Linked DNA regions of Mus musculus: region 2 is linked to region 1. A link is a contact called in ENCODE POLR2A ChIA-PET data. All regions are on one chromosome and are shown on one strand. Each heading gives the region's core, a stretch centred on a gene start or an enhancer-like site at or near the end of the contact. The rest is flanking DNA. Distances are from core to core; before and after follow the strand shown. Region 1 holds the start of 2410021H03Rik (RIKEN cDNA 2410021H03 gene). Region 2 holds the start of Zbtb14 (zinc finger and BTB domain containing 14).

Region 1 (5,755 bases), core at 2,340-4,839:
AGGACAGCCTGCCAAGCCCTCTCTGCCCCTTTCCAAGGCACATGCCTCTGCCTTTCAAACTCCTGAGCAAGGAATCCATTACCGCTCTGTTCTTCACGGAGCCTCATCCACGTGTGAGCATTACGCTTGGTGTCTAAGATAGCATTGCATCTGCGTACCAGAGACCTGTCCTGCACACAGGTCTTGTGTGTAGACCACAGGTCTTCAACCGTAGCGTGAATCCCTTGGTAAGTCTCTATCTCCCGCTCTTTCTCGATGCTGGCAGTCGGACCAGGAGGAAGATGCAGAGATCAAGGCACAGGTAGAAAACTAAAGATCTGGCGACCCCCGCCCCTCCCACCAGACCAGTGTGTGATAAACCATTGTCTGCCAGGTGTCTTCCGCATGCTCCCTCTTGGTTACCATGCCAACAGCGTGCCGAATGGCGTTTGTCCCCGTGACTACCGTGTCCCTTACCTTTCCCTCTCTTCTCCACTTTTTTCAGAATAGTCTGATTAAGCGAATAAAGGGTGAAAATGTGTATGTCAAACATAGTAATCTTATGTTAGAGGTTGGTATTGGGACCCTCCAGTGCATGCCTGTGTGTGGTGGTTTTCTCCCTTGGCATCCCTGTGGACCTGAATTGTGATGCATGACCGCGTTACTCAGCCTGTCAGGGATGGGCTGACTTCTCGGCTTACTCTGACTTCTCATGATCCTAGACTTAGTCCCTTTCCTGTGTGTGTATTTTGTTTTCATCCACCCTCTGTAGAACTTACCTTTTAATTTGGTTTTGTTTTTTTTTTTTTTTGTTTTTTGTTTTTTGTTTTTTTTGTTTGGTTTTTAATTTTTTATTTATTTATTTTTATGCTTGTGTGAACCTAAATTATTATTTTCTTTCTTCTCTTTTCCCTGGAAATACTACATTTTCACCTCGAGCGTTTGTGGTAGTGTCTTGAACCCTGATCCAAATTCCATTTCCGTTTGACTACTAATATGTTTGGTATACTAAAAAAAAAAAAAAAAAAAAAAAAAAAAAAGAGGGGGTGGTGAGTAGAAAGTCACTGTGGAAGACTGACTGCTGGACTCTGTCTTACTCTGAATATAGGATCTAGATAAAACTCAAGATGAGCTGATGAAGCACCAAACCAATATTAGTGAGCTGAAAAGAACCTTCTTAGAAACCTCTACAGAAACTGCCTTAACAAACGAGTGGGAAAAGAGGCTCTCTACATCTCCCGTGCGGCTGGCGGCCAGGCAGGAGGATGCACCCATGATTGAGCCGCTGGTACCCGAGGAGGTCAGTATTCTGGCTACAAGCTGGTCGCCTTCTCTGTGGAGCTATTGCTTTCTCCATGAGGTCTGGGACTAGGAAAGGCGTGTGGTGATGCCTGGAACGAGATGCTCGGGGCTCCCAAGAAAGATGCCAGGTAAACAGAGTAAACAGTCGCTAAAGAGTGGAGAGAATAAGACTCAGCCTCTAATTGGGCTAATGACAGGCAAGCGCAGGAAGGCTCCAGAGCACATGGCTGGGTTCTTACCTGGACACCCCCCCCCCCCCCAGTTTCATACCTAGGAGAAGCTGATGATCGCTTAGTGAACTGATGCTTTCGGTAAACACACTTACTTCTCCTACACCGAGAAGCGCCCATAAACACTCATGCCTTCTTCTCATTAATGCGAAAGTGAGACCTGAGGAGACTGCTGTTTAAATGGGAGGTCGGAAGTTGAGAGAGCAAGTCAGGACATACGTTCCTCTGGCATATAATCCTGGGCTTTTATTTAATTTAATGTTTTTTATTTTAACCGTAACTGGTTATTTCAATTAATTCTAAATCGTTGGCTCCTTTTTTTTCTTAAGTGAGAGAAGCCCCCTTCTCAGTAAAACTTTCCCATATAAGAAAACTGACTTTAAATGACACAGTGGGGACAGCTATGTCACCCCAGGGCCCTTACTTTGCCTGTGTAGTGACCATTTGGCCACCCCCTAGAGAGCATCCTGCTATCTCTCTTTCAAAATAAATTGTTTCTGGAAAGTGCCCTCCTTATCAAGATCCTTTTACTGTGAGATACTTGCCCAAGAAGCTGTGATCGAGTGGAAAATTAAAACTCCCAACTGTTGTGTGAGAGAAAGCCTTTACACAATCGTGTATATGCATTCCTAAGTCCTTGCAGAGAAAATAAGAATCAAATTACATCCATTGTATGACATTTTCTTCCCCTCCTTTGAACACTGCTTGCTTATCACCAGGGCCAGTATCCCGTCATCACTGTATTCACGACAAAGCCAGTCCATCTGAAAAGAGAAGAGCTGGACACCCATTCCAGTTACTTTGAAGAAGATTTCTTTTTAGGTAGAATAAATAAAAGTAGTGTCACCAGAGTCTCCCTGTGCCATTGAACACTGGTTCTATTGCTTAAGTACCAGGAGACAGAGTTTCACATTTGTTGACTTAGTCATTATCGTCTTTGTGTTATCTGGAACAGCACTGACCAACCAAGGAAAGGGCTCCATTAATAAAGTACTTACTGTGCGATCCTGAGGAAGGGAATTTGATTCTCCAAAATGCTCTCTAAAGCCAGATGTGGCGGCCGTGTCCCTGCCACGAAAAGAGCCAGAAACCACTGAGTACACAGAAACTCCAGAGCCACCTGGGTTGGAATACGCAGCAGTAAACAACAAGAGACCCTGCCTCAAACGTGATAGAAGACAAGAACTAAAACCCATACATGCCGTGACACTTGTGTGCCTCTATCACGTACAAATACACATGTGCATGTGCGTACACGCACAACAAGCATGAGCAAACACACTTTAAAAAAAAAAAGTCACTCTCCAGTTATGCCATTATAAATTTAATGGTAATTTTCAAATCTGGAATGTTCTATTTCTGTTATCTCTTTTGGATACGATTTTCTGGCTCTAAAAATGTTAGACACTGGCTCGAGTTATAAATACATAAAGCAAAACAAACAGGCACCAAACCAAAACAAAGAAAAACAAAAGCCAAGCTTCTTTTTCCATGCTGATACTGGAGGAAGTGGTAGATAGTTGGTAGCCTTTCTGAATGATAATTTGGGCAATAGGAGATGTTAATAAACACAGACTTTAAAAGTCAAAGCCATAAGACTGATTAAAACCTGTTATTCCTGAATCTTCGGGAAGGGTGTTGAGTTAGTAATCGAAGGAGATGGTGCTCAGACCGCTCTGAATGTTCCCTAGATAGCCATGCCTTCTGTGTGCAAGCAGACAGTGGAGACAGCCCAGAAAGGCCTTTTCAACATAACCCAATAGAAACATCCCTTTGTAGCTAAAAGGCGGTCAGAGCTGGCGCTTGTGACTACTCTCACTCTCTGCTAAAGTGTGCAGGAGTTCCATATTGTTGCGTTAAATCTCTCCAACCCAGATATGCCCCGCAATGAAAACACAACTCAATTAATATGAATACATGCTGTGAGCCTACATTGGGCAGATCTCCCACTACTCGACCATCTCTTCCATCTATGAGACCCCTTAGAACTTGCAGTTTCTCCAGACCATGTGCTTCTGCTCTGCTTTTCTTCTTCCTCCTCCTCTGAGTCCTCTCCCTCTTCCATTTTCTCCTTCTCTCCCTCTACCTTCTGCTCCACCTTCCCCTTTATCTGCCCAATCATCAGCTCGCCTTTATTTTACAAATTAAGGTGGGGAGCTGGTTTACAGGAAATCACCTGAGTGCTGACTCATTACTTGTTCACAACCCTCACAGGAGAACAGAATTAACATCAAATATAATTAGCCCCAGGGCTATCCACAACACCGTATGCCATTGCTGTGTTACACAGATGAACTCAGGAGGCCCTGGTCTGGGTACACCGAGCTTGAGAATGATGCATGCTGGGTAACTGGGGTGATTCGGATCTCATCTTTCAGATGGCCCAAGCTCTTTGCTTCCCTAGACAGCTAGGTCAGGCAGAGCGACCTCTAGGCTCCCAGGGTTCCCCAGACAATTGTCAGTGTCTGTAGTCCAGCTGAGAGCCCTCTAAATAGCCCTAGGAGCAGTTGGAACATTCCTATTGTCTGAATCAACTCCAATTGCTATGTTTACACCTTGGCTTTCTTTCTGGCTCTCTGAAAAGCAGACAATTGTTTTAGCCTCACGCTAGGCATGTACAGAGCAGATTGGTTTACAGACTTATAGGCAATCAGTTTTATTTTGGATGGGGGCCACTTTTCAAACAATATCCACTACTTGGTATCTTTCTGTTATTTGATATGGCCACTTTAATTATCCAGTGCAGAAAGAAGCCCAGTTGTGTCTACTTAGAAATATTTAATTTATTTTTAAATTTGCATCACAAATAAAATAGCGCTATTTTGTATCAGAACTAAGCAGAGACTTAGATTCAAATTTACGACCCGATGTAATTGGTTTCGGCTTTGTGTTGGTTTTTGATGAATTTCAGTGAAAAAAAATGTGTTGAGAAAAAATTTAATAACATCAAATCTTTAATGTTATCTTCTTTTTAATCTATAGTGATTGAATGCTAATTGTTATTTCTGTAAGATGCTACCATTCATGAACAATTTGGAAAATCCTGAAGTTAACTGTCTAGTGAGCTAATAATGAGGATTATTGACTAATAGTGACTATGCAGTGACTGGTAATGATTATTCTGAGAATATCATGAGTTCGCTCTATGTTAAGTTGGACTTTGATTGCCAATGATTCCAAGTTTCAAACATCTGAGTGAAGGAACAGCAGAGAAATAGCAGGCGTGCCCCCAAAGCAGTGGCTACAACCAAGTCCCCATTAACATTAGCATACAGATCAGTTAACATCAAAGAGGCATGTGATCGGCAGCACAGGGCACAAACAGTCCCCAAAGTGGCCCCGTTCATGCCACATAGGCTAAGCACATCTTAGAGTTGTACTCTTTAGCGCTTTCTTGGATACCCAGATTTTCCAAATCCCAATTAAAAGAGCAGTGTTAATACCTGTGCAGTACCAGTATTGTTGTCTTTGGCCTGCACTTCCTGTATGATATGGTGAGCCCAGTACGTGTAGTGAGCCTAATATCTCAGCTTTGAGATTGACACTGATGGGTTGATTCCCATTATTTGCAGCTTATATGTTTTCAAATGCATCTACTCTCTCACATTTACTAGTAGGAAACCTTACAAATCCAGAGATGAGTGTTACGAATTTTGGACTTGGCATCCAAGTACATTGCAGAGTAATTTGTCCATAACTCAATAAAATGGCTGTCATGTGCACGTGACTGTATTCTGCGCTGTAATGGAGACACCTGTGTCCAGGCTTCACCTTCATCACAAGCATGTCACTTCGTTAGTAGGGACAATGGTGTCACTTCATTAGTAGGGACAATGGTTGGGTTCCAATGTTAGCTGTTTCTGTTATTGACACACGGTTCTAAATGTGACTTGTTGAGGTTTCCAATATAACAGGCACATATTTTTAAAATTGGGGTTTTGTTGGTTTATTTTTTTAAGCGAGGAGGTTTCCTGAAAAGTGCTGTTTAGGTGCCAGACTTTGAATCCCAAGCTTTTATCTTGGGATAACATGTATCTCAGTGATTATAATTAGAGGTCTAACATTTTTTCTGGAAGAGCACCTATAATTTGAACTTATCTCCCTCACTTCTGCATGAAAAGAGACGCCGTGAGTGAAAAGTGTCTTTGAATCTGTCTATAATAACTGGAGTAAGAGTCCATGTTATCTTTTGCAATGTCTTCCTCCAGAATTGCAACAGGATAGGGAATAGTTTTCTCCTGAGA
Region 2 (5,755 bases), core at 1,212-3,711, 110 kb after region 1:
ATCTCAGGTGGCTCATGATGGTCAGGGGATCCAGGGCCTCTGGCTTCTAGGAGCATACGCATCATATGCGCTACCCCCATATACTCACCTGTGTGCGCGCGCACACACACACACACGCATAATAAAATCGTTTTAAAAAAGTAACACTAGACCAGGTTTATTCTATCTCAAGTCTTTCACCAAACCCTACTAACACAAAGGCTATTGTGTGCACCAAAAGACACGAGTAGGAGCTAAAACTTTGGCTCGGTAGTTCACAGCCCTTACTGCTCTTTCAGGGGACCCAGGTCTAGTTCCAAGAACTCATATGGTGATTAACAATCATCCTGCTCCAGTCTCAGGGGATCTGAACCCCCTTCTGACTGGCCTCCGCTGCCACCAGGCACACACGTGGTGCACACACATTCATGCAGGCAAAGCATTCATACACAGAAAATAAAAATTTGAAGGCGTGTATTTAAACACCGTGGGGGACATTAAACCAGTACTGGTTAATATTTTAGCTGAGGCTGAATATGGTGTCCTTTAGAAAATTGAGGCGACCATAGTTTTCCTTCATGTTTACTTAGGCATCCGGTACAGGCATTCTTTTACATCTTCCCAGAAGTCCATGGTCCTGCCCTAATTGCAGATGTTATTCACGTGATTTAACATAAGACTGTTGAAAGTGTGACAAAGCAGCAGAAGTGAAGTGACATTTAGGAGCACAATAGCTCAATCCAGCTGCCAGTATTGCAGGTTGAACAGAAATTTTGGGGCTAAAGGGACTTTCCAGGTCGTGGGCCTGAGGGCAGGTAAAGAGGATCAGGAAGTGCCTCACAGAGAACACAAGGTTTCAGCAGCAGCGGAGCTATAACTTACATGGATGTCCTGACATTACCAGGCTATCAGATCTCTCCATGGGAGCATCAAGTGCAACCTAGTTCTGGAAACATGATGGCTAGAGAGGGATGTACCTGGGTAAACGTAAAGGCACCAATTAGTCTGGTAGATCTAGAGCTTTGGGATTGAGCAGTTTGTCCAGGGTGACCGGAATTTCCCCTTATACTCCAAATCAAAAATGGCACTTCATTTGCTCTGCAAATGCCTGCTCCCCATAAACAATGCCTCAGTGGCACGAACCAAGCCATGAGCCTGGATATTCGGTCGAGACGGTACAGGGGAGACAGACGGTGCACCGGGACACCTGCCCAAAAGCCAGGCCGAGCTCAGCGCCCGAACCGTGCGCGCCCAGGGGCAGACATGGCCCACGCACATGCACACGCACACGCACGGGAGCGCAGGCTCCCCGCGTTCCCGACGCAGTGCCGAGGCCGGGCGCCGGCGGGAGCCCTGGAGTCGGGAGCTCCAGGAGGGGGCGGGTGCTCGAGAAAGGAGCTCGTGCATTCGCTCCCCTGGCCGGCAGAAGCCCCGCCCCGACCCCGCCCACCCCCTTCTCCCGCGCGCGGGCTCCGCGCGCCCCTTGCCGCGCGCGTGCGCGCGCGTGCGCAGGCCAGGGCTCTCCGCGGGCGGCCCCGTAGACCCAGGGAAAGCAACCACCCGTCAGGTCCCAGATTAACCCTTTCCTCGCTCGCTCACGAGGGAGGCCCCAGCCAGTTCCGTGCCTGCGCAAGCGGCGGCGCGCCTTCTCTCCCCCCCACTACCCCGGAGCCCGCACCGCGCATGCACGGGGAGGGGGGTGGTGGGGGTGTTCGCGGCGGGTTGGCTAGTGTGTGCTCGTGCAGGAGGAGGGCTGCCACCACCAGGGACGTGCACGATTCCCCCCCTACCCCACCCCCTCCCCAAACTCAGAAAAAAAAAAATTAAAAAAAAATCCAAAACACTGCCACCCACCGTGCCCCCGCGTCCATCCCGTCCCTGGCTTGCGCGCTGCCGAGCGAGGGAGCCCACAGCGACAGCGAGCGTCTGTAGCGGTGCCAAGCTGCAGGTAAGCGCGGGCCGGGTGCTGGAAGGGCCGGGGACGGGCGCGGGGACGCGGGGGCAGCCGGCGGCGGGCGCGGCCGGGGCGGCTGCGAGGAGGCGCGTTCCCGCCGAGCTCCGGGGCAGCAGCCAGCTGCAGGATGTGGCGGCGCAGCGCGGTGCGAGCGGGATCGGGGCGTGGGCCGCGGTTGGGCGTGGGGGGCCGGGCGTCCCCGGTGGCTGCGCAGGCCAGCGAGCGGGTGGGGAAGAGGCCAGGCGGCGGCCCCGCGCGCGCGCTCTCTCTCCGCGGCCGAGTTCATGGCCGCCTGGCTCTCCGCGCCGCAGTGCACCGCGGTGGGGGTGGGGACGGCCGAGCCGGGCCCGAGCGCGGCCCGCGGGGCGCCGCCCCTCGCAGCTGTGGTTTCCCCCGGAGCCGACGGGACCCCCCGCGCACGCTCCCCCGCCTGCGTCCGCCGAGCTCCGGGGAGCCGGCCGCGCGCCGCCCCCGCCCTTGGCCGCGGGAGGGCGCGGGAGGACCAGACGCGCAGGCCGCGGAGTGCGCGGGGCGCGAGCTCGGGGCTCGCGGGCGGAGCAGGGCGCGGCGCGGCGCGGGGCTGCGGAACCGGCCGCATGCCCGCTCCCGAGCTCGTCGCGCCGCCGGGGCTGCTGCGGGCCAAGGAAGAGAGCCTCGCGCCCGCGCCGCGACCTGGAGAAGTGGAGGATGGTGGAAGGGAAGGTGGCCCGTCGCTGGCGGGCACAGCTCAGGGGAGCTTTTGTTTAGGAGAGAATGCTGAGGGCTCGCTGCATCCGGCGGCTCATTGGCTGCGAAATGCGAATGTGGGCTCCCCACGCGCGGACTGCGCCCCATGTCTTTCGCGGGGCCCCGGATTCCCCACTCCCAAGTTGTGCGGTCGCAACAGGGAAGTGGTGTGGCCGCCATTGTCGCAGCTGCTCCGGAATAAGGAGGCGGCTGCGGCTGCTTATGTAAGTTTGCTTTGGGAAAGCCTGGCTCTGTGCTCGGTGAGGACGCCTTAACGCTCCCGCGATTTGGGGAGCTGCTAGCAAGGAGCTGCTTTATAGTATTATAGGTGTTGGGCTATGTCTTGTCCTACACCTACTTACACACATACTGGCAATGGTTATCTTCAGGTTTGACTCATTTGAACTTAGCAATGGGAACATCTCTATAGGGGGAAAAAAAAACCGAGCCGATTGCCCTGTGACCTCCTTTGAAAAAGAATTACACACTCACCAGAATCGAGAAGGCGTACGCACGCTGATATGTTGCCATAGCTACCATAGGGCCACTCTTCTCCCAAGTCCATGACCTCAGAAGTGCCACGGAGGGAATTTCTGCAGGGAATGCCTTCCCTTAGGCTGACTGCCGGCCCAGGGTGCATCTAGAACCCAGGAAGGCTGAGGTGAAGACTGGAGGGAGCATCCTTAGAAACTATCTTACCAGCCCTCACTCCGTGCACATGGGAAAGCCTGCTAACTCAGAGCCCTGTGATTCCTATAGTATGAACTTGTTATGGGTTCTCAGGATGTCGACCCTTTGGTGGAATCTCGGACAAAGTCATTGTGTAGGACTGTATTGTAACACGGCCACCTGCTTCTACTGCACTTGTGGGATTGGTGGTCAGTAGAGGAAATTTTTGTTCTTCAAAGCCTGTTGGGCTGCAGGATGTGGAGTTCTTTGGGTGAGAGTTAAGAACGAAAGAAAATTCTTTGAACCTGCATCCGGGGATGGAGGGAGAAAAATGTAAGATTTCTCCATGGCAGTCTTGGAGACAAGTTTGTAATTGTGTAGTAGACAAAGTGGCATGCTTATTTCTCCACTCTTTAGCTGTTGGGTATGTGTGTTCCTGCAGCCGTCCGATATTCAAACATGCATCTAGATGTCTATAGTTCTTAAAGGAAAATGTGCACCCAACAGGAAGTGGTGTGGATAAAGAACATATATGTGCTGATGTTTTCAAGAATATATACCACGGACTACTCCGGGTCTAGTCCTTACATAGAACCAGACCTGACTACTGTTAGCCTCACAGTGTCTCCCCAAAAAACGGTTCATAGGCAAGAGGTGGGACAGAGTGTTTTGTGACTCTTGTAAATACTTGGTTTAGGATTTAATGTAGAAAAAAAAAATCTTACTTAATCTGTGCCTTTCTTCCTGTAGATCTGGCTTGCCCCTGATCAGCCTGAGTCTGATCTGAAGATTTTGGTGTTTAAGGCATTAAGAACATAGCCTGAATTGTTCATGGTGAGTGTACCTTAGAGTAGTAAGCCTCAGACTATCATCTGGCATTTGATTTTAACATAAGTATCTCGGGTCTAGGGGTATCAGTAAGGGCTAAATCTACGTCCTCGGTTTAAGCAAGTCCCTGATCCCCAGTGTGTACACATACACACATTCTACACATACGTTTGTAATTCTACTTCCATGAGGAAAAACCTGTTTTCTTCAGACTTAAACTGGGTTGAATAAAAGTAAGACCATGTTGTTTTTACATAAAACACAGTATTTTTCGATAAGCTCTTGAACTCGCAGTGGAAGGCCTTCTGTGGTGGTTCTGAAATTACTTTGTTTTAAAAATATGTCTATACTTAACCAAGTACAGGTTGAACCTAAGTCCAAAATGTTCAAACTCTGAAGCTTTTTGAAGGGCAATAAGAAGCCATAGATGAAAATTCTGTGCTATGAAGTTTTGTTGAGAATATTATTTGAGAAAACAAAATAAACAAAAGAATATTATTTGAGGCAGGCAAGAGGAAAGATCTCTGAGTTCAAGGCCAGCCTGGTCTACAGATCCAGTTCCAAGACAGCCAGGGTTACCCAGAGAAACCCTGTCTCGAAAAAGAAGTATTTTTTGAAATAGTATATAAATTACCTTCATGCTGTATGTGTAAGGTATATATAAAATAACAACTAGTTTTGGAGTTGGGCTTGGCCTACCATCTTCAATTTATCTCATTATGTGTATGCACGTATTGCAAAACCTGGAGGAAAAAAAATCTAAAACTTGAAACACTTCTGGTCCCGAGCATTTCAGAGAAAGGACACTCAACCTGTACATCTGTTGACTTTTAACTGGATGGCTGGAAGTCTGGCATCCTATGAGCATAAAGCCACTCATCACTGTCTTCCCAGAGGTCTTGGGGGTCAGATTACACCTAGAAACTCATCCAGGAGTGGCTCAAAACTACTATGGAGAAACTAGAGGCCAACACAGAACCATTGTGGCAGTGGTGCCCTCTCTAGTTCTTCAGTGGTGGCTTGTCTCTTCTCTCAAGGAAGTACAGTGCCCAGCCCGGTGTTATTGTCAAGTCCTCCACACCTGAAGTCAGGTCTTGAGGAATCTTTTTTTTTTTCCCTGCATTTGTGGTGTATGTATACACATCTGCATGTGTGTGCATGCATGCTGGTGCATGTATGTGGCCATTCCCTCGGAGACCCCAAAGCTGGCGAGACAGGCATCTTCTTTGATTGATGTCTGCTTTGTCCACTGGGACAGGATCTCTCAATTCAGCCTGGAGTTCACTGTTTAGCTAGCAGAGCCAGCCACCTTGACACCGTCTCAGAATTACAGGTGGCCGCCATGGGCTGGACTGAGTCTCCATTGTTGGGCTGTTTATCTGTCTTAACAGAGTGAACGTTTCCTGGATTTAATTACTGGATCTTACAAGCTGTAGGATGTTGGGCTGCTTCCTAACTTCTTTTAGAAATTGAGGACACCACCTACCCAATAGGACATTAACATTAAGTGATATTAAGTGAATTGAGCCACCTAAAACTTGGAGAGTAGTACATGGTCTATATTTTGTGAAAAGCTGCCATTGTCATTATAACCAGGGA

Evidence for each region. ChIA-PET counts read pairs that join two places held with the same protein, here RNA polymerase II (POLR2A).
Region 2: POLR2A ChIA-PET joins it to region 1 with 14 read pairs in embryonic stem cell. The contact joins the promoter of Zbtb14 here to the promoter of 2410021H03Rik in region 1. POLR2A ChIA-PET finds 5 or more read pairs at or near these places in 3 of 5 experiments (Patski and embryonic stem cell).

Annotation. Positions count from the first base shown.
Region 1 is chr17:69,273,617-69,279,371 of GRCm38, forward strand. It overlaps 2410021H03Rik (RIKEN cDNA 2410021H03 gene), which reads right to left and starts at 3,590. Exons shown (of 3, transcript NR_045428.1): 1 at 3,444-3,590; 2 at 2,510-2,579; 3 at 1,746-2,290. Epb41l3 (erythrocyte membrane protein band 4.1 like 3) reads left to right here. Exons shown (of 23, transcript NM_001355734.1): 15 at 266-301; 16 at 1,088-1,279.
Region 2 is chr17:69,381,343-69,387,097 of GRCm38, forward strand. It overlaps Zbtb14 (zinc finger and BTB domain containing 14), which reads left to right and starts at 2,462. Exons shown (of 3, transcript NM_009547.3): 1 at 2,462-2,883; 2 at 4,079-4,162. The coding sequence starts at 4,160. It overlaps Gm49894, which reads right to left and starts at 2,839. Exons shown (of 3, transcript XM_030250167.1): 1 at 2,758-2,839; 2 at 1,834-2,669; 3 at 1-956. The coding sequence starts at 2,839. The coding sequence ends at 909.